Regions from separate parts of the Mus musculus genome. Here region 1 is linked to region 2. A link is a loop called in an ENCODE intact Hi-C map of the cell type or tissue named here. Cell type or tissue: left cerebral cortex. All regions are shown on one strand. Links, peaks and the distances in the headings refer to the core of each region. The heading gives the core; the rest is flanking DNA.

Region 1 (11,044 bases), core at 2,472-7,471, 87 kb after region 2:
GGGTCTTTGCTCAGGATGCACTTGGCGTTGAGCATAGCTCAGATGCCTCTGCCTGCCAGGTGTAATGTCACAGAGAGTTTGCTCCAGCTTCCCTCGTGGACAGTCTATTGAATGCCTGTGTCAGACTCTTCCCTCCAGGCCCTGGCGGGTTGTCAATTCCTCCTATGTGTTTTTTGGACAATGCCCTCTGCTTCTTTGTATTAAGGTCTTAGGAAAATTAAAGCCATCATCTTACATCAGGCTTTTGGGTAACCTTTTGGACACATGTGATATAATGTGGGAGTGTGGTCTGCTTTGCTACCTCAGAACCAAGGACCAGAGTCCTACCCTAGAAACACATGCTGTTTCTGCGTCAAGATTGTTACCAAGCTGAGAGGGGTGGGACAGAGACAAGTAAACCTGTCACAGGGCTTTCCCGTTTTCAAGTTGCCTTGATTTGATTCAGTGTTCACAGGGTTGCCTTAAACCTTTAACTATCAGAATTCTAAATTTTTCAGCTCTGTGCGTGTGAGTGTGTGTGTGTGTGTGTGTGTGTGTGTGTGTGTGTGTGTGTATCTTGCCTGCACATTATCTTATTTGGAGCTAGCTACCCCACCATATTGCTGACATCATTCCACACTTAAACTTTTTTTTTAAGATTTATTTTATTTTTGATTTTATGTGTGCATGTGTATCTGTGTGGAGGTATGTGCACATAAACTTTCTGGCTTCTTGGAGAATTATTCAAAACAGCTTTTGGGAATGCAGACAACTTGACAACTCAGTCCCTAGGAGTCCAACATCTAAGATCTACCCTTTAGGATTCTGGCAGAGAAAAGGCATGAGTCGTAGCTGACCATGCATTCAGGATTCCTCACCTGGATACAAAAGAAAAACAACAAGCACTCAAGCACAGAACAAGCATCCTGTTTTCTGAACATTAAGAGCGGAAGGTCAGATAGCCTGTGGTCTCCCATCTTGCAAGTACATCTCCTTTTACTTCAAATAGAAAATTCACCAGCAAGAAAGCACTGTGTACTCTCCAAGGATGGAAATGAAAGAATTTCTGAGCTGACTGAAAGTGTATTTGCAGCCCTTGTTGTCTTAGAGTCGCAGGGTCATCCACCTGGGCTGGAACATAGCTAACCAAAGGTGGCATAGCTGACCGGAGGCAGTCATGGCTCTGCTATCAAGCTTGCTTGGCTGGGCACTGCTCTATGCCACACTGCAGCAGAGCTAACCAAAGGCGGCATAGCTGACCGGAGGCAGTCATGGCTCTGCCATCAAGCTTGCTTGGCTGGGCACAGCTCTGGAAACAGAGAGAGTTGCATTGTGAAGAATTTCCAGATGACAGTCTTTCTTACTCTTTCACTTTGTTCCTACACTCTGAGTCACATGGTCAGATACAATATAAATAGTTCAGCAAGTGCGTCCCCAAATCATCTTTAAAAATTACAAAGAACATTTGCTGATTTGCTTTCTTTAGACACTAGAGTTCAGTACCCTAGATGATGGAAAGCAGCTAACTTAGCTTGTGTCTTGCTTTAATCCACACTTGCATTAATTTTCTTTCCTGTCGTTGTGGTTAACACCCTGACAAAGGCAACTTAAGGGAGAAAAGGTTTACTTGGGCTCTCAGTCCGTCATGGACTGGGAAGCAAGGCCATGGGAGTTGGCCACACCATAGTCACAGTCAGAAAGCAGAGAGAGAGAGAGAGAGAGAGAGAGGACAGACAGACAGACAGAGAAACATTTGCTTGCTTTCTTTAAAATGAAATAGAATGTATTTTATGTTATGTGTATGAGTGCTTACATGAATTATATGTGTTGTGTGCGTCTGGTTCCCATGGAGATCAGAAGAAGGCATCAGATCCCCTGAAACTGGAGTTACAGAGTTTTTTGAGCCACCATGTGGGTGCTGAGAACTGAAGCCAGGTCTGCTCAGCTTCTAAGCCATCTCTTCAGTCCAGGAAATGGTGCCATGCACATTTAGGATAGGTTTTTCCACCTCAATTAATTTCATATAGATGATCTCTTGAAGTCATGCGCAGAGCCTTTGTCTCTTCAATTTATTTTAGTCAAGTTAACAAGCACTATTAACCATTACAAGGCTATATTCCATAAAGTAGCTGTGTATAATGCATTTTGGAAATATATTTTGTTTTGTTACCAAGGAGAGAAATCACACATACACATAGAGATGCAGCCTTTAACAACAGAGTGGAAGGATTGGGCACCACCACACGGCTCCCCATGACATGTGAATGTATCATTGCTCATTTATTAGGCAAATATGTATGAAATTATTATAACGCTAAATTATACAGCTAGAAAAGCTAACAAAATATCTGCTACTGGCTTCCCTAAAGCTCATTGTGTCCACAAGGAGCTAGGATAACCCAAATATGAGGAAAATATAACGGGTATGAGGGAATCGCAGCATGCAGAAGGAGAAACTGACACTGGGAGAGAGTCTGGAGATGGGAGTGTGATTGAGGAAGGGCTTCTGCAAGTCAGAGGGTGCCAAGGAGGCACACAGTACACCGCAGGGCACTCCTAAAAGCCAATCTCAGCGGCAGGATGCCTCATCTACCAGTAGAAGCGGTACAAGATGCTATTTTGTGGTTAAAATTGTGAGCCTGATATCATTATGGGAAATTTGCTGTTGGCACTGGCCCTGCTTTGCATTATTTATGCACTATTGATTTTTATTATGGAGGAACTATCTTTCCTTGGACTTACTTTGTTGATTTTCATTTATTGCAATTAGGTTTCAATAGAGTCATTGCTGATCTTGGTCATCAAATCCTTGCATCAAATGCTTTTGTTAACTATATGAATTATGGGTTCAGAAACTTGGTGTTAAGTGGATTTATGTTGAGATTAGATTGAAGGCTTGTGTTTAAAATGGTGTGTATTTTCTGTATGACTATCAGCCACTCTTTGTGGTTAATTTAAAAGTTCCCAGTTAACATTAGTTTATGACAGTTTGAGGTTTTAACCATAATAAAAAAAAAAACAAAAACAAACAAACAAAAAAAGCCTAGATGATTGTTCTTAATATATCGATCGCATCTTTAAAGGCACAAAGTAAACACCCACAGCTGGCATGCTGTCAAGTTTCATTATGACTTTGATGAAACTGTTTAAAGGAGAAGCTGGAAGTACATCTTTTTATGATAATAGTGACATTTTCATTGCTGCTAACTTCAGAATTATGGCTAATATTAACTAATTAATTCAAACTACAGTCTTCTGTTGTGGAGAAGGCAGGAGTCTATGTTCATCTGGAACTTTTTAAATGTCTAGCTTAGGAATCATTTCAAATTGTGGTTGCTTATTCTGCTTCCTGTTGAGATTACCTGGCTGAGGTAAGTGGAGTAGCCTAGAAGAAAGACCAGGCAGACACTAGAGGTGCTAACTACAGTGCTGCATGCTGTATGCTGCACACCTACAACTCCCTCCTCGAGGGGCAGAGGCAGGAAAACCACGAGTTCCAAGCCAGCCTACACTACAAACTAGACGCTGCCTCAAAGGTAGCTATGTAGCTCAGTAGTGGAACACTTGTCTGGTATGTGCAAGGCCTGAATTTGATTCCTAGCATAGGAGGGGTGTGCAGAAGGGGGCTGGGGTAATGGATACACCGTTTTGAATAAACAGGAATTAGGAAATATCTACTGAAAACGAAGTAAATAGGCCAAATACTCTAGTGACAGGTCCAATCTATCAGTAAGAAGAAATTATGTGACTGTGTACTCAACAGAGAAGGGGCAAGATAGATGATTATTACTAACGCAGTCTAGCTCACAGTCCTGTCTTTGTGTAAAGCTCAAATTTCTTAGCACAAAATGTGTTCTTGAAAGCTGGGGTTTTCTCCAAAATGGAGAGTCATTGTTGGCTCGCTAACACAGTGCCAAGAACATCGGTAACAAAGTTTAATTATTCATTGCTTCTCTTCTCCTTTAGCCTCATCTGAAGATTGCTTTATAATTGTAAAAATAGGCCTATCCGAGGAACGACACATTTCACGTTCTTCCTTTGGAACCTGAGTAGCTAAGGCAGCCTTTCTTCTCCAGACATATTCCCCTCATTCTCCTCTGTCCATATGCTGAGAGTTGGAACAACATTTTCTAGGAAGGAAAACGGCTACAGGAGTTTCCAGTGCCTGGGTCTCTTTGGAGTTGGACAGACCTGAATTCAAATTGTGTCATGGTTTGTATTTCCAACCTTCTCCTCCATAGTTGTGCAACCTTAAGCAAGTCACTTAACCCCCAAAGCCTTTGTTACTAGTTCATAGGGTGAAAAAAGGACGGTGACCGTCATGTGGGGTTAGGTTTAGGACTTAAGTTCAAGTTGAGTGTTCAGTCCAAAGTCAAATGCTCACGAAGCCCACGTGGTATGAAACCCATCAGACAGTCATCATCACCGTCCCCTGCTAAACCGCTAAGATGTGGGCTCCTCCATCTTCTGATGTTTAAAACTCACATAACTCAGAATGTGACCGTATTTGGAGATAACAACTTTCGGGGGTGGTCATGGTAACATGGGGTGTTTAGGGCTAGATCCTCATTTCCTGTAGCTGGCATCCCTATTAAACAAGATTGGGATATAGACACGTATGAAGGAAAACCGCAGGAAGACACTCGGAGAGCTGTGTCTAACCTCAAGATTAGGAGAAGGGCATCAAGGTTCTGATAAACTGAATGTGGACTTCCAAGCTCTGGAAATATAAAATATAAATTGTTGGTGTTTAAGCCACCTAGTCTGTGGTATTCTACTACAGCAGTCCTTAAAAAGAGAGTGTAAGGGACAGAAAGAGTTTATTTCTAAATTGCATGTTAAACACTGTAAGATAAGGAATGTTCCTGTAGGCTACTGCCTTTGGTCTGTTTCTACCAATTTCTTGCATGAGGAAAAAAAATAACTCTAAGCTGCATGTTCTGTTCTCTGTCCCTAAGCTGCCATCTGTGGGGTTTGGCGAGCAGGAGTGGAGCCTTAGATGGAATACAGACGAAAAGATCATGTGGTGGGTGGCATAGCTAACATGCCCCAGAGCTAATATCAACAGGCTAAGGACTTAGAGCCTGTCCTGTCAGTACCAGTTAGAGCACTGAGTAAGAGAGGCAGCCGTCAATCAGAGGGAGTTTATATTTAAATATCACAGCTAGAATATTTGTGCTTTCCTCCAGGCAGAGGTAAACATGCTTGTTCATTTAGTGTCACAGGAACAAAATCATTAAACACTAAACACATTAAACATTAAAGTCTATAGACTTTCTCTTCCTAACGCCAGACAGGGTCATGATTTCACTGAAGCGGGTATGGGGGTGACAGTTGCCACACAAATTGCAACTGACAGACCACTCCTAGGGACCTTTTCTTCTCGGCAATTTACACTGTCACTGTTGTCTACAAGGCCATTCTTCCTGGCTACTCAGTCACCCTTTGTGTAACTTTCCCTCATTTCAACTGTCCCTGGCTGGGCTGAGGGACAGGCAAGCTCTGGAAGCCACAGACAGGAGTCACTTTTTTCTTTTCTTCATTCAGTCCAGGCACATCAGTCCTGGAGACAAGGAACGAGCCCTCCCCTTCCTCTCACTTCCTCTGACATTTCTGCTGCCAACATGACGCCCTGACTTTTCCTTCTAGAATAAAATTCTGTATCTGTTGTCATTGGAGGGAACACAAAGACTGAAATCACTGAACAACCATCATAGAGGTTCTATTACCAGGGAAATGGGGTCCTCTCTTGAAGTTCTTAGTCTCATGATTAAAAGAATTTTAAATGTGGGCTATAAGTGGAGGCTTAAGGACAATTGGGTTAATTTAAAAGCAAAATCTCAGGGCAGGGATGTTATAAATCTTGACAGCTACTTGGAGGAGGAAAATGAAGAAAAGATGGAAAAAAGTCATAAGTTTGAGTTAAGTGGCATGGAGGTCAGCCACACAGCAAACAAGAAGGCCTATGGCACAGAGGGGAACCTTAGAGAAACTAAAAGTACCAAAAAATAAAACACACGTGGACTCTGACTGGCAACTGAAAAACAGATGGAAAAGAAAAAGGAATAGGGACAGAAAGGTGGGCAGACCCAACAGAATTGCACAGCAGCTTGTAGATACTTCGGGAGCAGAGGGGATTCTGGGAAAGAGAAGTATATTATCTTATTGAAAGAACAGTTATTCCTACCAACTCTTTAGCATGGTTTAAGATGGGCCCATCTTCCTGGGTGGCAGTAAAGGTAATTGACCTGTCCAACTGGATTAACTTTTACTGCAAAAGACAATGGCTTCTCTCCACCTGAAGGTGGATTCCATTCCTTACTATGACCACTCCCTACTGAAAAGGTAAACCTAAAATCATTTAAGAGATGGGGTGAAATTGGAACTTAATAGAACTCATGTTTTATGAAAATCAAGAGGGAGATCCAGCTCCAAAGATTTTTACCCGAATGACTGATGTCTGCACTGGAGTTCCAGTCCCCACCTTCACACAGAGCCTCTAGGCAAGGGTGCTCATTTAGGCAGAGACAAGAAACCAGAGCATTTGAGCCAAGGACAGCTCTGGAACTGCGGTTCTCAGCGCACCTCTCCTTGAGCTGCCTGTCGGGTTTCTATCTCTGGGTCTCTATGTGAGTGGAGTGTAACGTGAGATTTGTGCTGTAAATTTTTTGGGATAGCATTTGAAATGTAAATGAAGAAAATACCTAATAAAAATTGAAAAAAGGAAAAAAAAATGAAGGTAAGAAGGGATGGCACTTACTCCTAATCTTGACATTTTCAAGTGAGTTGCTGCTTCCAGGAGTTTGACATCCCGGGGGATTTCCTCCTTCCTGTGACTGCCAGCATTTAACAGGGACCAGCTAGCAAGAAGGCTGGTGCATACCCGTGTCCCAGCAACACAGTGGAGAGAGGGGGTCAAAGCTGAGAAGTGCTGGCCTACTAGCCACCAACTAACACGCTCTGCCTCTTGGTTTCAACCTCGCACAACCCTGAGAGTTTGAGCCAGCACTGTTGAAGCCTCCCTTTACTCTGCTCGGTGTCTTGCTGAGGTCCTGGGAAAGTAGGCTGGGCTTCCCAAATCTTCTGAGTACCATCCTGTACCTTGTCCCTTAGGTCACGGCTTAGGAGGCAGCTGCCCACTCAAGGGAGCCATGGGCGGGCGGGCCTGATGAATCAAAGCATTGGGAAAACGGGACACGTTCAGCAAACTTAGCATGCACAGACAGCTGGGCCAACCTCTGGCTCACTGCCTCTTCTATCTCGCACAAACAATTCCATTCGTGGAGAGTTTCTACTATTGCTGGAGATCTGCAGGGTACCTGGAATGTTCTGGGTACTGCCCTTTCCAGAGAATGGATTAGCAGAAATTCCCTTACTTTCTGTCACCAGGAGTTATCTGACTTTCTGGCACAAAGATAGCATTGGCTGGGTTTCTTGCTCTCGCTTGCACACAGGAAAGGTATGCGGAATGCAGGTGAGAGATACAAGCCAAGAGCACAGCGTTTTCCCAGTGCCACATGGTGCCCAGAGCCCTGCTCTCGACCGAGCTGCCTCTGTCTTTGCTTCACAAAAGCAGCTTGCCTGACGGACCTTCGACTTAGAAGACAAGATGACCTTGGGCTGGCCAGCCATTTCACATATTGATCTTCTACTTGTGGCTAGAACATTTTATACTTTGGTCTGCCTGCTTCCAGCTTACACAACCAAGCTAATTTCTGACTCCTGGGGTTTGGCCAGGATGACAGTGTTAGGGATAGAAACTCAAACAAATATAGGGGTTTTTATGATGAACCCCACCCTACCCCCACCCCAGTCTGAGTGCCAACATTCTTAAGCAACTGCTGGAGGAGTCAGGTCCAGATGGCAGGCTGTCCTGTGGGCTTGGAATCCCCCCTGGAGGTTCCCTGGGCCTCCCTGTGTGAGCATCTCTGATCAGGAACTGAAGAGAGAAGTGTCTTAGGGATGGCTCCATTGGAGTTGGGGCTGGGTGACCTCAGGAACCTGCCTTGGATGCATCTGGGGAAGAAAAGCTGTTACCTGAAAAGGGGCTTTTTGTGGGGCTCTGTTCTAGACCTCATGGAAACTTACTTTTGAGATCTAGAGGTCTTAGCAGGAGGAAAGCCTGCTCCACATGGGTGGTTTCCTTGTGGGCTACAGAAGGCGACTGCCAAGGTCTAGGCTGCAGGTGGCCAAGGAGACGGAGCTGGAGGTGAGACTTCCATAGCAGTTCCTCAGGCCCTGGGGTGGTCTAACTGTTGTCATCCTCACAGACCCCTGCAGGTCTGCACCATGATCTACGCATATCTGGAGTGTGAATGAAGGTTGGGCATGCTTCCACTAGGACTCAGAGCTGCAGGTGTAGAAATGCTTACATCCCAGGCAGGGATGTTACTGTCCAGCTGTAACATTCATTTACATAAATGCAGCTACTACAATGTATTGCTGTAACTTGGGTTGGGTGCCAGGCCCTGGGGACAGAACTAGAAGAGCCTGGCATTACCTTTGATATGGGCAGGGAGTGGGGACAAAGCAAACATAACGACAATGCAGTATGAAGAGGATGATGTCTTGCTCTGTACAGTATGGGCCATGTTCTAAGAGAGGACTACCTAAATCAGACACACAAGACCAACAATAGCTTTGTGGAGGGAAGACAGGGAAGCCGAGATCTGGTGCTGTTTAAACCCTGGATACCCACCCAGTTTGTCCGTGCAGTTTCTTCTTGTCTCTGTCCAGCTTTGAACACGTGCCACTCTGTGAACCTCTCTTGTTGACCCCTTTTCTGTCTACCTTCCGCACCAAGTCTCTTGTTTTTCAATATCTTATTTTAGAGCATTGACTCTGAGCTAGGATCTCTACAAAGATTGTCTCATACCAACCCTATGAGATGGTGGTGCCAGACTGCCAGCGTTCAAACTCCAGCTGAGCCACTGCCAGCTTTGAGAGTTTGGGCAAGCAAGTTAAAAAACTGTCAGAGTGAGGCTGGAGTAAGTTAGCATCTGAGTGTGCTCAGAACGGATCCCGCCATGGTCTGGTACTATGTGAGTGTTAGCTGATAGTGGGCAACTTCCCGCTACGGTGGGATAGGGGTTGTCCCCAGCAAAACTCACATTGAGTCTTCATTTCCCTGTACTGCAGTGTCAGGAGGCGAGGCCTTTAGGAGGCATCTGAGGCATGAGGGATTTACCTCTGTGTATACATTCATGCCTTTCTTGAGAGATGAGGTTCGGTCTCTTGGGAATGAGCTGGGTCTCGTGAGACTGAATAAGCTTCTGTGAGACTCGCTGTCCTACAGCAAGGCTGCTTGCCCAAGTACTCTTCCTTATTGCTCTAATGTGGGATCCTACTACGTGGTGTTATGTCATAGCAAGCAGTCCACCTCAGGTGCAGGAGCCTATCCTGGAGCAGAGTCTCCCTTTCATGGCATTTCAGCCTTCCACTTGCCCCTTCATCCTGACCTACAATGTCCTGTCACCCTAGCCTTAGCTGTGTCCCACTGAAATGCTGAAGTAGCTGATGCCAGTCTCACCCAGTTGGTCCACATCTGGGCTAAAACACACACTTGGAGTTTGTGCTCCTAAGACCATTCCTGGCCTCAATTTAGAGTACTCAGGCCTGCTTTGACTTTTCAGACAGGGAGACAGGTTAGTTGAAGAGTTTTCATGGGCAGGGAAGCCTCAGGGAGTCAACCAGGGGAGCTAGGATGCTAACCCAAGAAATACGGGAAGGTGGAAGGTGGTGAAGAGGAGGCAAATGGAGCACTGGATGGAAGGTACACAAGAGATGTAAAAGTCAAGTGTGGCTTTGGAGACACTTCTAAATGGGATTGTTTAAGCAATGAAGGCCCCAACCCTGATGTCAAGTGGAAATGCCCCTCAATTGTCTTCTGCTGGCCGGTGTGAGTCTAATATGGGGGGGGGGGCATTGATAACATCACACCTGTCCACTGAGTGGGGAAAGAGGGTCCACGAAATGGGGCTTGTCTGGAAGCCAGAAGTCAGAGTGGCAACGTTTCATGCCCTCTGTGGCCATTCTGTCTCTTCATCTGGGAACCACAAGAACTTTTTCAGCTTCTCTCTGAGGAACATTCCAAAGGGGAAGTACAAGCCATTTTCCATAAACAGCATCACACAATCAGGAGATTGTGGCTCTTCAGAAAATATGCAGCTCAGATGGAGCTCAAATGGCATTTTCCTAAAGAGAGGCCAGGTTAGTCCGCAAGGATGAATGCTGTCTTCATCCACTCCTGGAAAACACAAGTCAGTCTTGTCTTTATTTGAGCCTTGTTTGGGATATTTTAGACCGCAGTCCTTCAGCTGGATCACTGAGCCTACACTCAGACATGAAAGCCAGCTGACTAAATAAACAGCCAAGGATGGAGAGGAAGCAGGAAATGCCGTTCCAAAGCTAAGAACATTAGCAAGTACCCAAGAGCCACACAATCCATAATTAATGTCAATTGGGGGGAAAAAAGCCCATAAAAACTTGAAATTTGAAACATGACCCAGAGAACAGACTCATGGCTTCTCTCTTGCTCAGAACCCTTCTACCTTCTTGGCCCCTTCTTTGTTCTAACTGCCACATTTATTCAAATTCTCTCTGTAAATGTCTAAGTCTGCAGACTTAGACACTGAGATTCTATACTCCTCGCCTGAACTATACGGCCCAGCCAGTCAACAGATGCTCGCTCAATAAGTCACATGACCAAACATAGCTGATCTTTGCTAAAGCCCCAGGAAGGATGCCCTTGTTATCAAAGACCAGATCTTAGAGACCTGGTTCAACTTTAGATAAGATTTCAGTGCCATTGAAGAGACCCCAGTCGATGTACTTATGCCAAGACTCAGCTGGTCACAGATGCCTGGGGACCGGGCTTGACTTGTAGAATCTGCTCTGTAGGAGAGTGTTGGTCTAAGTCCAGCCCAACACCTATATGCTATTCCCCAGCCTCAGCTAGGCTATCATGTGACTTTCCACTCCATCTCAAGTGTGATTATGATGTAAATGTCTAGCTGACCACTGAAGGGTCATGAGTACCTTCCCTCTCTGATCTCCAGAGCATAGA
Region 2 (11,044 bases), core at 2,473-7,472:
AGCACTGCACTTTAGGGGATGCTTCTTCTTTGGGCCAAAGTTGGATAGGACAATGATTACTTCTGAGAGACAACTACTCTGTGTCTCTTCGAAAGGAGGATGGCGGACGGACGGTGTGAATCAAAGTTCAGTTGGATTCATGTGGCCTGGAAGCATGCAACAGAGAGAGTTCATTCTCTCTTACTGAAGAGTAGCTAGAGCAGGTGTCCTGGCAACCTCAGCCTTAGGAGGTTCACAACAGCTGACTGAGTGACAATTGGTTACCAGAGACAGATTGCTTGTAAGACCTGACCCTCGGGCAGGAGACGCAGATCGATGCAAAAACAAGAGGTTTATTTTCCGGGGCGTAGGGGTCAACCTTCAATCAGTCCCTCTAGGCAAGTGATGAGAAGGTGACCCCGAATGGCTATTACAAACAGTTTTTATACTTTTTAGGGGCATAGGCTACATCAGCAAGGTTACAGTTCAAACTTATTGGCTAAGCATATTGACTTTTAAGTCTATTGGCTAGCAAGCATGACACATATTTGAACTCTACCTGGGACTTTTTCAGAGGGTCAGGTATCTATCAGTTATTATATTCTGAGAATTTTTTTACTCAAGAATGTTCCTGTGGTTGGAGAATGGAACTTTGCTTAGCCTTGACCCTAGGTGGGTGAGTGTAAGTCTGGCAAAAACCCCTAGGGCCCTTCATTTCCCCCCCTTTCTTGTACAAGCTCCAATCCTGGAGCTATGCTTAGGAGTCTCTGGTAACCAACTCATATTCTTCAGGTTCTGTCCTCAGGGTCTCATGTTGACCCAGGGCCATCAGCTCTACTGTTCCTGTCCTCTCTTTCATGAAGGCCCTAAGCTTGTTCAATATGCAGGGTCCAAAGGTCAACAATAGCAGGAGTTCAACTAGGGGTCCTAACGAGGTGGATGGTTAAATAAGGGGAGGAGTTAAACCAAGACTCAACCAGCCCTGACTCTGTTCTCTTTCACTCTTTCGATTGGCTAGCCCTTCTCTCACCTTGGCCATTGAATCTTTAACATCCCGAGAACGGTTTATATAAAAGCAACACTCCTCAGCTAAGATAGCACATAGCCCTCCTTGCTGGAGGAAAAGGTAAGTCTAATCCCCTCCTATTCTGTAGTACTACTTCTGATAATGAAGTCAATGATTCTTGAAGGTGACTGATGGAAGTTTCTATTCTCTCTATATCTAAATCAATGGCTGCCCTCAGACTGTCATACTTTTTTCCTTGTAAGACCAAAGTGGAGCTCTCAGTGGCTGCCCTGGACTCCCCTAACCCCAACAGAAGGGAGACAGTGAGTGCTGTAACAGGCTTGGTGGACAGGCACATAGGATGGGGGAAGGAACTAGAATCCAAAGGTACCACCAGGCGGTCATGATCAAGGTCGAGTGATCTTGAGCTTGAGCAGATTGTCCATCTTCTGTACTGTCCAGCAGGGGTGTCTGGGGAGTGGGGCATCTGCAGGTTTCACATGGGAAGTGTGAACCCAGGCCACAATACAGTCCACCTTGAGGGCTGTGGGAGAGGTTAGGCAGCACCAGGAAGGGTCCCTTTCACCGGGAGTCCAGCAACTGTGCCCGATGCCTCCTTACATAGATCTAGTCACAAGTCTGGAAGCAGTGAGGAGTCTCTGGCATCCCTGGAGCATTTAAAGCAGTTTGGGTCAAATCTCATGTTGTATTGACTGAAGGGCTTGGAGCCTCAAGAAGAGGTTTCTGTCGGTGAGTTGGGATACCTCCAGGGAGGGCTCAGTGGAAACTAAGGCAGTTGGGGTACCACTCATATTCTAGAAATCTAGGCATTAGTTATACACTCTTCCACTCTTTTTAAAATGTGTCTTTGTGTGTGGGCATGTATGTTCTTAGGTCCATGTTTTTAGAGGGAGGGTGCATGTGTATACACATGTGGAGGCTGTAGAACAACTTCCGGCGTCACCCTCAAGAACACTCTTCACTTCCTTTGAGATATGGTCTCCCACTGGCCTGGAGTTCACCAGTGAGGTTAGACTTGAACCCTAAGGATCCCTTGTCTCTTCTTCCCCAGCGCAAAGGTTACAAGTGTGCACTACCAAGCCTGGATTTTTATGTATGTGGGGGAATCCAGCAAGGCAAGCATTTCACCAGCTGAGACACCCCCATTCCATCTTTTTGAGTACATTGTTTTAGTTGTGCTAAAGTATGCAGATGTATATTTAGAGTGGAATTTATCAAGTTCCTTTTGTACTGTAGTTCTTTGTCTAAAGTGTTGAGTTCTGCCCTGAGTTTTCACACATTTGGGTTCTAGTGGTGACTCCATCTACCTGTGGAAGTAGAGTGGTCTAGTGAATATTTAAATGAGGTGGGATCTGGGGTCTGATCTAAGCTCAGATTCCATTTCGGCCCTGGACTATCTTGTGAATACAGGCAAACTGGAGCTAAGAGTACTTATTATACAGCATTATTGAAAGATCAAATGAGCTATAGAGAATACAATAATTCAAAAAAATGTAGTCCATAATAAGCATTCACCAAGTGTAAGGCAAACTGGAGCTAAGAGTACTTATTATACAGCATTATTGAAAGATCAAATGAGCTATAGAGAATACAATAATTCAAAAAAATGTAGTCCATAATAAGCATTCACCAAGTGTAAACAAGAGGTTTGGGTTTTTCTTAACGACCTTGTGGTAGAGCTATTATGGGCAGTTTCTAGTCTCTTAGGAATAACCTGTTTACTGATAGGTTGTATAAGTCACGTGTTGTGAAAGTCACTTGTTAGCATATTCACAAATTCTTCAACAACCATCAATATCTAATTTTAAAATAAATTCCTTTTCTGCCAAAGATACTTAACCTCCTGACCCAGTGGCCAAGCCTGCTCTGATTCACATCCCCCCCCCCCCCCCCGAGACTGGGTTTCTCTGTATAGCCCTGGCTGTCCTGGAACTCACTTTGTAGACCAGGCTGGCCTCAAACTCAGAAATCCACCTGCCTCTGCCTCCGGAGTTCTGGGATTAAAGGCGTGCGCCACCACGCCCAGCTTCTGATTTACATTCTTAACCAAAATGAAACCAGGTTCCATCCAGTTCACCACATTGAATCAATGCTTGCTGCTGTTCATGTTCTTCCTGTGACCCTGGTGGGTGAGAAGGGTTGTCACCCCAGGGCTTCGATTAGAATTTCTTTAGGAACTAAAGATTATGCATATTTTTTATTTTTATTTTTTACCGTTTCTATATCTAGTCTAGTGAAATGTCTAGTAAACCTTCAGCGCATCTTTTTTAAACTGACTCTTAACTCTTTCATCCCACTGATTCCCATCATATATTTTTAATAGTGGTTTTATTTTGTTTCTTTTTTGTTTATTTGCATTAGGGTCTTACTAGCCTTGAAACCTGAGAATCTCAAGAAAACAAGTTCCATAATTTTGAGCCAAATGTGAAGCAAGCTTTAATTAAATACTGGCCAGGATGATGGAATCTGGCCAGATCCATTCTGGGGTTCCCAGGAAATGACCACACATCACATTTTACAGAGGCTTAAAAAGGCAAAACCACAAGACCACTGTATTCTCCATCAGGTCCAATCAATCCTGATGTATTTCCTGCCTTTGTACCTCTCACCCACATCCAACCAAGCACTTTCAGTGCAACCAAACTTGTTTAGAGGGATGGAAACATGCTGCTTGTTATTTCCCAAGAACCACAGCCCCTAGCATTCCTGAATGTTATCTGTCCTTGGGCAAGAGGGGCTTACAGGTTAACTTTGGTTCTTACATATGTAGGCCAGGCTAGCCTTAAACTCAATACCTACTGCCCTCTGGCTCCCAAGTGCTTTATAAACAAGTTATTTAAATCATATTTACTCTCACATCTCCCTCATTATAATTTTTTATATATTAAGTTACAGTTTATCCATCACAACTGTACAAACTGAAAACACACTTTTTCAAGATATTGATATAAATAAAGTTAAACTATTCTGTAAATTATACTTTTTTCTTGTTGCATTATTAAAAATAAAAATACAAATCTAGGGTACTGGAGAGATGGCTTAGAACTTGGGAATACTTTCTGCTCTTGCAAAGGACCACAGTTCAGTTTCCAACATCCATGTCCAGTAACTCACAACTACCTATAACCCCTACTCCAGAGAGTCCAACACCATCTTTTGGCAAAATGGTATGTGTTTCATGCCTATCACCCCAGCACTGGAGAGGCAGAAGCAAGAGGGCCCCATGAGGCCAGCTGGGGCCAGACAGCCCTAGACAAAGTCAGACCTTGCCTCAAAAATGGATAGATTGACAGGCATGTGACCGATATTTTAGAACATATATTCTCATGTGGTCCTGAAAGGTTTTCATAGATCAATTTCTATAAGATCAGTATAATCTCATCACCAAAAGACACATATCCTAAAATGGTTTTATAAACATGTCAGGTTGCGCCCAGGTTATTGAACTACTCTGTATATTCACCTGTCACAAGAGTGTATAAGCTGTGTCCCTCAGGTTCATCACTACCGGCTTTAAGCTCACCTCATGGTTACAGGTCATAGCATCACTGTGACTCAGGAGTAGGTGATGAGACAGCTCTTCTCTAGCACTTCTGAGCCCGGGACTATGGCAAGTGGCTCAGACCAAAGACGTTCCCAGATTTAATACGGTTTTTGTTCATTTTCAGCCATGGTTTGAGCTGCTCTGGTTTCATTCACGTAGAAGGAAAGGAATCCCGACGAACACATTTGGTGATGATAGTGGCCAGCAAATGTAAGTTCCATCAATGTTACTGCTGACCAAGGTAAGGGTCTCCCTATCTGTTTAAAGGCTGCTAAATATCTGACAAGTCAGGTTAGACACTCCTTTTGGAAGCTGCCTGCACGACATAGGATTTCAGCAGCATCTCTGAATCCTAGGCACCATCTGCCAGTAACACCCTCACTACCACGCTCCATTAAAACAACCAAAAATGTCTCTACTCACCCCCAGCTGAGAACCACTAACCTAAATAACTGGTATTTTCCCAAGATCTGCATGGAGCAAGGTGCAGGCATGTGTGAAGCACGCTGCCGCTCATGTCGGGCACTTGCCTGTGGCTGCTCTATCGTGATGAGCCAAAATACTTAGATGTGTGCAACAGCTGGGGACCAAAGTGTGAGAAACCAGTTCCCAAACCGCTAAAGAATGGGGCTGGGTGGTGGTGGTGGTAATAAACCAAAGATAGGGGAAAAGTCTTTTCATTTCATGCTTCTCTTTACTTCTTGAACTTTCACTATTTGTGTATGTTCATTATGCACATGAGCTATTTTCAAAAGCCTAGGAAGTAGTTAACTTTGTTTAACCCAACAGCTCTGAACCTACACAGTTCCATCACCTTCTGAAGAAGGTGCTATGGGAAGCACTGTCTATTCACCCTCTCTGAATCAATGCTACATAGTGTGCATACATACATCTCACTAAAACAAGGCAAGCAACAACAAAAGACGGCGAGAATGTCTCCATTCTTAGCCGAGAAAGCTGAGCCCCAGACTACTGAGTCTACTGAGTTGTCAAGGGTGGGTCTGTGAGTCCTGCCTGTGCCTTTTCTATGTGCCGATTCCGTACTCTATTTTCTCAGGCCTTCTGTTTCTGCACTGACCATTTTTTTCTGCTATTTTAAACACCCAAAGGGACATCTATCTTCCTGTGCCAGAAGTGATCAGTGGTTGATAAAAGTGCTATGGGCATGCCCTTTAACAAAGCTTTGTTGTGGAGATTTGAGTCTGATCTCTTCTACTACATTTTAGAACAGATTTGCCAGAAAGCTTGGCCTCGTTGCAGCCTGCTATTTTAATCTCAGCTGAAGAGATACAGATGCTGAAATGATTAAATTAAAATGAAATTCAGTCTTGAGAAAGTTGCATGTCTAAAGGAATAAAATGTACAATTTTTCATATACAGCTTCTCAATATTCCAGCCATTTGAGAGCCACTAGGGTGTCTTTGTTCCTAGGAATGAGAAGGACTTATTCATCTCTGCATTAACCCATCTCAGCTGCATATTCACTGCCCGCCCCCAAATTTGTGTAAGTTTTTAAGAGCTTGAGATACAAATGTCTTTTGTTGGAGAGCGGAAGGCACCAAGTGAGCCTAGTGCTACTAGTCTCCTCATCCAGTTGTCTCAGGGCACAGCCCACTGGACACTTCTTCAAAGCCTCTGGCAGCTAATGAGACTTCCCAGCTATTGGGCTGGTGGCATTTCTTGCTTTTAAGATCCTTGAAGCAACCAGTTAAGACGTGATAATGGATAATTCAATTGTTTTTTATTGTGCTTGTTTTGACTTTGTTCTATCAGGTCATTCCTTCAGCAGCTATTCTAGTTGTCCCCCCACCCCCATGTTCAGTTCCCATCCTCCCAACACCCTCACCCCTGCTTAAAGGTTGCATAAGCCACTGGTTTCCAAAAGAATCTAAGTGGAGGGTAGAGGCTGACGAGACGGCTCAGTCAGTAAAGGCACTTCTAGCCAACCTGAGCTCACAATCCCTGACCCCTTGAGATGGAAGGAGAAAATTTACTATGAGAAGGCGTTCTTGGATCTCAACGTGCATGTGCTGCTGTCCCTAAATAATGAGTTTTCCGTTTGTTAGTTGGTTTTGTTTTAAGTAACTTGTGGGGGAAGCTAGTCCCAAGCAGCGACTTGCCATGGAGGAACTTCCTTGTCATGTACATTTGAAAGTGAGTTCTGTATTGACTCTTGGGTGGTTAGTGTTAGCATGGGACAGCAAAAACTTCTGGGAGGTCAGAGTAAAGAAACATTTAATGTGTTTAGTCTAGGTTTTTGCTTTTGTTTTGATTTAGAATCAAAGAGCAGCAATCTACCAACACCCCTTTCATTTCTTTTTACTTTAAAAGAAATGATACTCTCCTCCTTTTCTTTTCTTTTCTTTCCTTTTCTTTTCTTTTTTCTTTTCTTTTCCTTTGTCTCATTCTGTCTTCCTTTTTCCTTCTCTTCTGCTGGGCCCAGGCATGGTTTTGCCTATTAAAATGGAAGTGCAGAGAATGGTGTGAAACCCCAAACTCCTCAGAACATTTGTGCTTGGCTAACCCAAGAGTTTCCTGACCTGATGCTGTACTTGCCGATTGGATGAAGACAGGAAAGAGGCGGGGCTTTGTTGGGCATGTGTGAAGAGGAGTCTTATTTTCTCACAGTGGGGCTCACAATTTGTTTGTTTGTTTGTTTGTTTGTTTGTTTGTTTTTGGTCAGATAGGAACTGTCTTAGACTTTTCAGTCCATATGACCGTTTATTATTTAAAAATTTTTTGTTTTTATTTATTTATGTGCATGTGTGTGTGCATTGTGTGTGTGTGTGTGTGTGTGTGTGTGTGTGTGTGTGTGTGTGTGTGTACATGTATGGGTCTGGCATGTATGTATTCACCCAAAGAGGTGAAAAGAAGGTATCCAATCTCTTGGACTTGAATTACAAGTGGCAGTGAGCTGCTGACATGGGTGGCTGGGGACAGAGTTCAGGTCCTCCGGAAGAGCAGCAAGTGTTCTTAACTGTTGATCCATCTGCTCAGGCCCAGTTCACATAATCTTTACTGCAGGTACTGTTGCCTTTGTCTTGGAGAAGCAGCTGTCAATAACATGTCAATAACATGTCAATGAATGAGCCTGGCTTTGGTTCAATTAAATTTGATTTATGGGCTGGGTATAGTGGAGCATGCTTTTAATCCCAACACTTGGGAGGCTGAGGTAGGTAGATCTCTGTGAATTCAAGGCCAGCCTGATCTACATAATGAATCCCAGGACAGTCAGAGATACATAGTGACTCCCTGTCACAAAACAAAACAAAACTCATCTGGGTAGGTGAGAAGTCGCTCTCCAGGCTGAGGATCAGGAGCTTTGAGAGAGACTGTGTGTGAGGTTTGGGACCTGGATAAAGCAGGAAGAAAAGGTATCCCAGGGCTCTGAGCCAGCAGAGCTCACAGGCATCCTGCTGTTCAAACACCTGCCCTTTGACTACCTTGACCAAACAGGATGCCTGCCGCTCCACTGGGTGTGTGTGATTTACTTTCTCCTTCAAAGGCTATGAGAGTGATTGCCCCTCTAGGACAAATAGAGGGATGTTGGCGATGGTGTCAGGAACCAGGACTTGAACTCTGCCCTGGAAGATATCCAGCCACCTTCCTTCTCCACCATGCTGCTTTCTCTAGGAAAGATCACAAAGAAGTAAAGTGACTAGTGTCTCCACAACTTCACTCTACCATACCACACAGAAGAAAGCTTTTAAAGTCACCAGAAGTCATGAGGATCGGAAAACCCTCCAAGCTGCTGGTTTTCTTTATCTGCCAATTTTGAGGAAAGGGTTATTTGAGCTTGGTTCATGGCTCGTTACAACCTGTGTCACCTTAGATGAATCACATAGCTCCCTGAGCCCCTAATCTGCTTAAGAGTAAGGACTTGTGGACCTGCTCAGCAGCAACAGCAGCTCTGAGACAGGATGAGCCCAGCTCCTCAGGTAGGTTCTCTCTCAGTGCTGACAGACTTCCAGCAGTTAATTGCCAATCTGTTTTCATTCATTCCATTAGCTCCTGTGAGTGGCTGCTGTGGGTTGAGAGCCATGGAAACACCTCGATAAACAGGAAGCTGTCAGTCTGGTCAAGAGTCAGGTATATATGCAAATAAGACTGATAAAGCATTTCAAGAATAGGCAGAGTGGGAGCAAGAAGGGAGGGGTGGGGATTAGAAGTGAATAGAGAACAGGCAAAGAGCAGGCTTCAAAAGGGAAGAGTATTGTTTGGCTTCAGGTAGCTCAGTCATTCCCATAACTGATCACTTGCCAACATAGATCTTACCTCATGCAAGAGAAAAAGCAACATCAACAACAAAAATTTTGTTCCTAAAAATATTTTGTAATCTGTGCAAATGTTGGAAGGCAAAACAGGAAACCCAATGAGAGTCAAGGGCAACCAATTCCTTCCTAAGTCTCTTGTGCTTACCGCAGGCAGTCTTGGAAGTTTCCTGCCAGGATGTTCACCAGAGAGGAGCAGCCTGACCGAAGCATTTGCTCCTCAGGACTTCCTTTTAAAAGAAGTTGATTTCATGTCACACAATCTCTGTGGTCTTGGGGGACTCCTCCCCCCAGATTGCAATATTCACGAGTGATTCAGGAGGGAATGATTCAATCGTGTCTAATTGTACTGCACATGACATTGAGGAACGGCCTTCCAAATCACACAGGCTTGCAGTACATCAGTGTGGCAGGGCAGGCTGCCTGGGGATGAGTTTTAGTACCAGCACTTGCTAGCAAGGCGACCTTGTTTCTGGGAGAGATAAATGACATGATTGCTGCACAGAAAGCAGCATAGCATTTGGCTCAAGAAATGAACACAGATTCCCATCAGTTCTTCCTTGGACGTCTTTCCTGGTGCTGCTCTATGGCTCCAGCCACTGCCTAGTGTTGCATCACCTTAGGCTAAGTTCACAGCTATCTCTGTAGTATAGTTCAAACTCGGAGAGAATACTTTAAAGTATAACAAAATATCTCAAAGCTGGGTGATCATGAGGAAGGCTCACCATAGTGGCACAGTGTGGAGGTTGACTAGAGACATGGTAAGTTGGAAGAACGACAGACATTCCTTCTAGGTGGATGCTAGGCAGCAAAGCTTGGAACAGCATGAAAATAAGGCCAGAGCAAAACAAAGCAAATATAACTTTTAAAGACTTGTATTGTATTGTTATAGCTTTCTTCCCACCCACTGTCTAGATTTTCTTAGGACATCTGGTATACCCCGTCCTAACATGTTTTCATTCCTGGTGGTGACCTTTACCACCTAGAAATGCAAGCTAGCTGGATAGCACAACTCCAGTGAAGCAATAGGGCATACTTATTACTTCATGGTTCACATGCCCCAGATCCTAATTTCACTTTTTTCAAAACAGCACAAGAATCTCCTCTCTCTCTCTCTCTCTCTCTCTCTCTCTCTCTCTCTCTCTCTCTCTCTCTCTCTCTCTCTCTCAGAGTCTAGTGTAGTTTACAAACGACTGGAATCAATTGGCAGAAGCCTTCCAAACTGTGTACCCAAATAAATGGCTACTCTTCATAAGTTGATCTGTCACAGACATTCATCACAATACCAGAAATGTGATTAGTGTACCTCACACAAATGGTGGGAAACTAACACAAGTAGACTTGTTTATAACACTAGGGGAGGATTGCTACTTTGATCTCAAAGTCAAATGTAGTCTGGCCTAACTGCCAGCCAAGCTACAGACCCAGACAAGAGAACTTCACTCCCCAGTGACAAAAAACATAAAGCAAAGGACTCTCAGCTGGCTGAGGATGGAAGAATGCAATCTAAGGAAAATCCCTGTCAGTTATGAACCCACCTTTAAGTAATTGGCATCTATGCATCTGGGATGTTCACCACTGGATAAGACTGAACTAGCCCAGGCACCATCAAGAAGGGATGCTAGAGGGAGGAGGTGGGAAGAGCTGTTATCAGGAGACAATTTGGTCTTTAGAACATAAATCCTCCCAGTGGGTAGAGATCGTGGGAAGATCTGCAGGAAATGTTGTCAGGGTACCACTTCCCAAGTCCATGTTTCCTGGGGATAATTTAAAAGTTTAAAATTGGAAAAGGAGCCAGACAGGGACATGGTGGCACATGCTGTAATCCCAACACATGGGAGGGAGGTGGAGGCAGAAGGATTAACAGTTCAAGGCCAGCGTTTGCTTCCTAAGACCCTGTCTCAAAGCAAAACAAACAAACAAACAATCAACTAATCCCAAACAAAAAGTCAGACAGAAAATGAGATGACCCAATGTGGGAACGGTGATAGAGCTACTCTAAATTGTACAGTGCCCTGGATTTAACTTTCAACATCAAGATAAACAAACAGACAACAAACAAATAAGAGCAGAGAATAAGCAGATCTGAATCTATATTAGTTTCACTTTGAACAGTCATAGGCCTTATGGGTGAAAAGGAAAAACAGATTTAGTAAAAGACAATGTTAACAGTGTGAGAAAGAGGCACCTGAGCTTCATGTATTACTCAAGAGGAGCTTGGAA

The links. A loop is a pair of places that touch in the nucleus more often than their neighbours do. Peaks named below come from ENCODE experiments on the same cell type or tissue, not always from the same donor. Only the 100,000 strongest peaks of a DNase experiment are listed, where the experiment ranks them.
Region 1: it touches region 2 in a loop (8-fold over the local background); 1 of 42 quality-filtered maps calls a loop at or near these places.

Annotation. Positions count from the first base shown.
Region 1 is chr15:36,412,668-36,423,711 of GRCm38, forward strand. No RefSeq gene overlaps it. Among named protein-coding and RNA genes, the nearest start is that of Gm34316, 38 kb to the right of the region's middle. In left cerebral cortex, for the core only: no CTCF peak of the experiment used is centred there; a DNase peak (open chromatin) is centred at 4,947; H3K27ac peaks cover 947 bases.
Region 2 is chr15:36,325,488-36,336,531 of GRCm38, forward strand. It overlaps Gm38600 (a long non-coding RNA gene), which reads left to right. Exons shown (of 5, transcript XR_875144.3): 3 at 998-1,105; 4 at 4,675-4,760. It overlaps Gm33826 (a long non-coding RNA gene), which reads right to left and starts at 5,419. Exons shown (of 3, transcript XR_875139.2): 1 at 4,530-5,419; 2 at 1,377-1,653. In left cerebral cortex, for the core only: no CTCF peak of the experiment used is centred there; DNase peaks (open chromatin) are centred at 4,966 and 5,769; H3K27ac peaks cover 798 bases.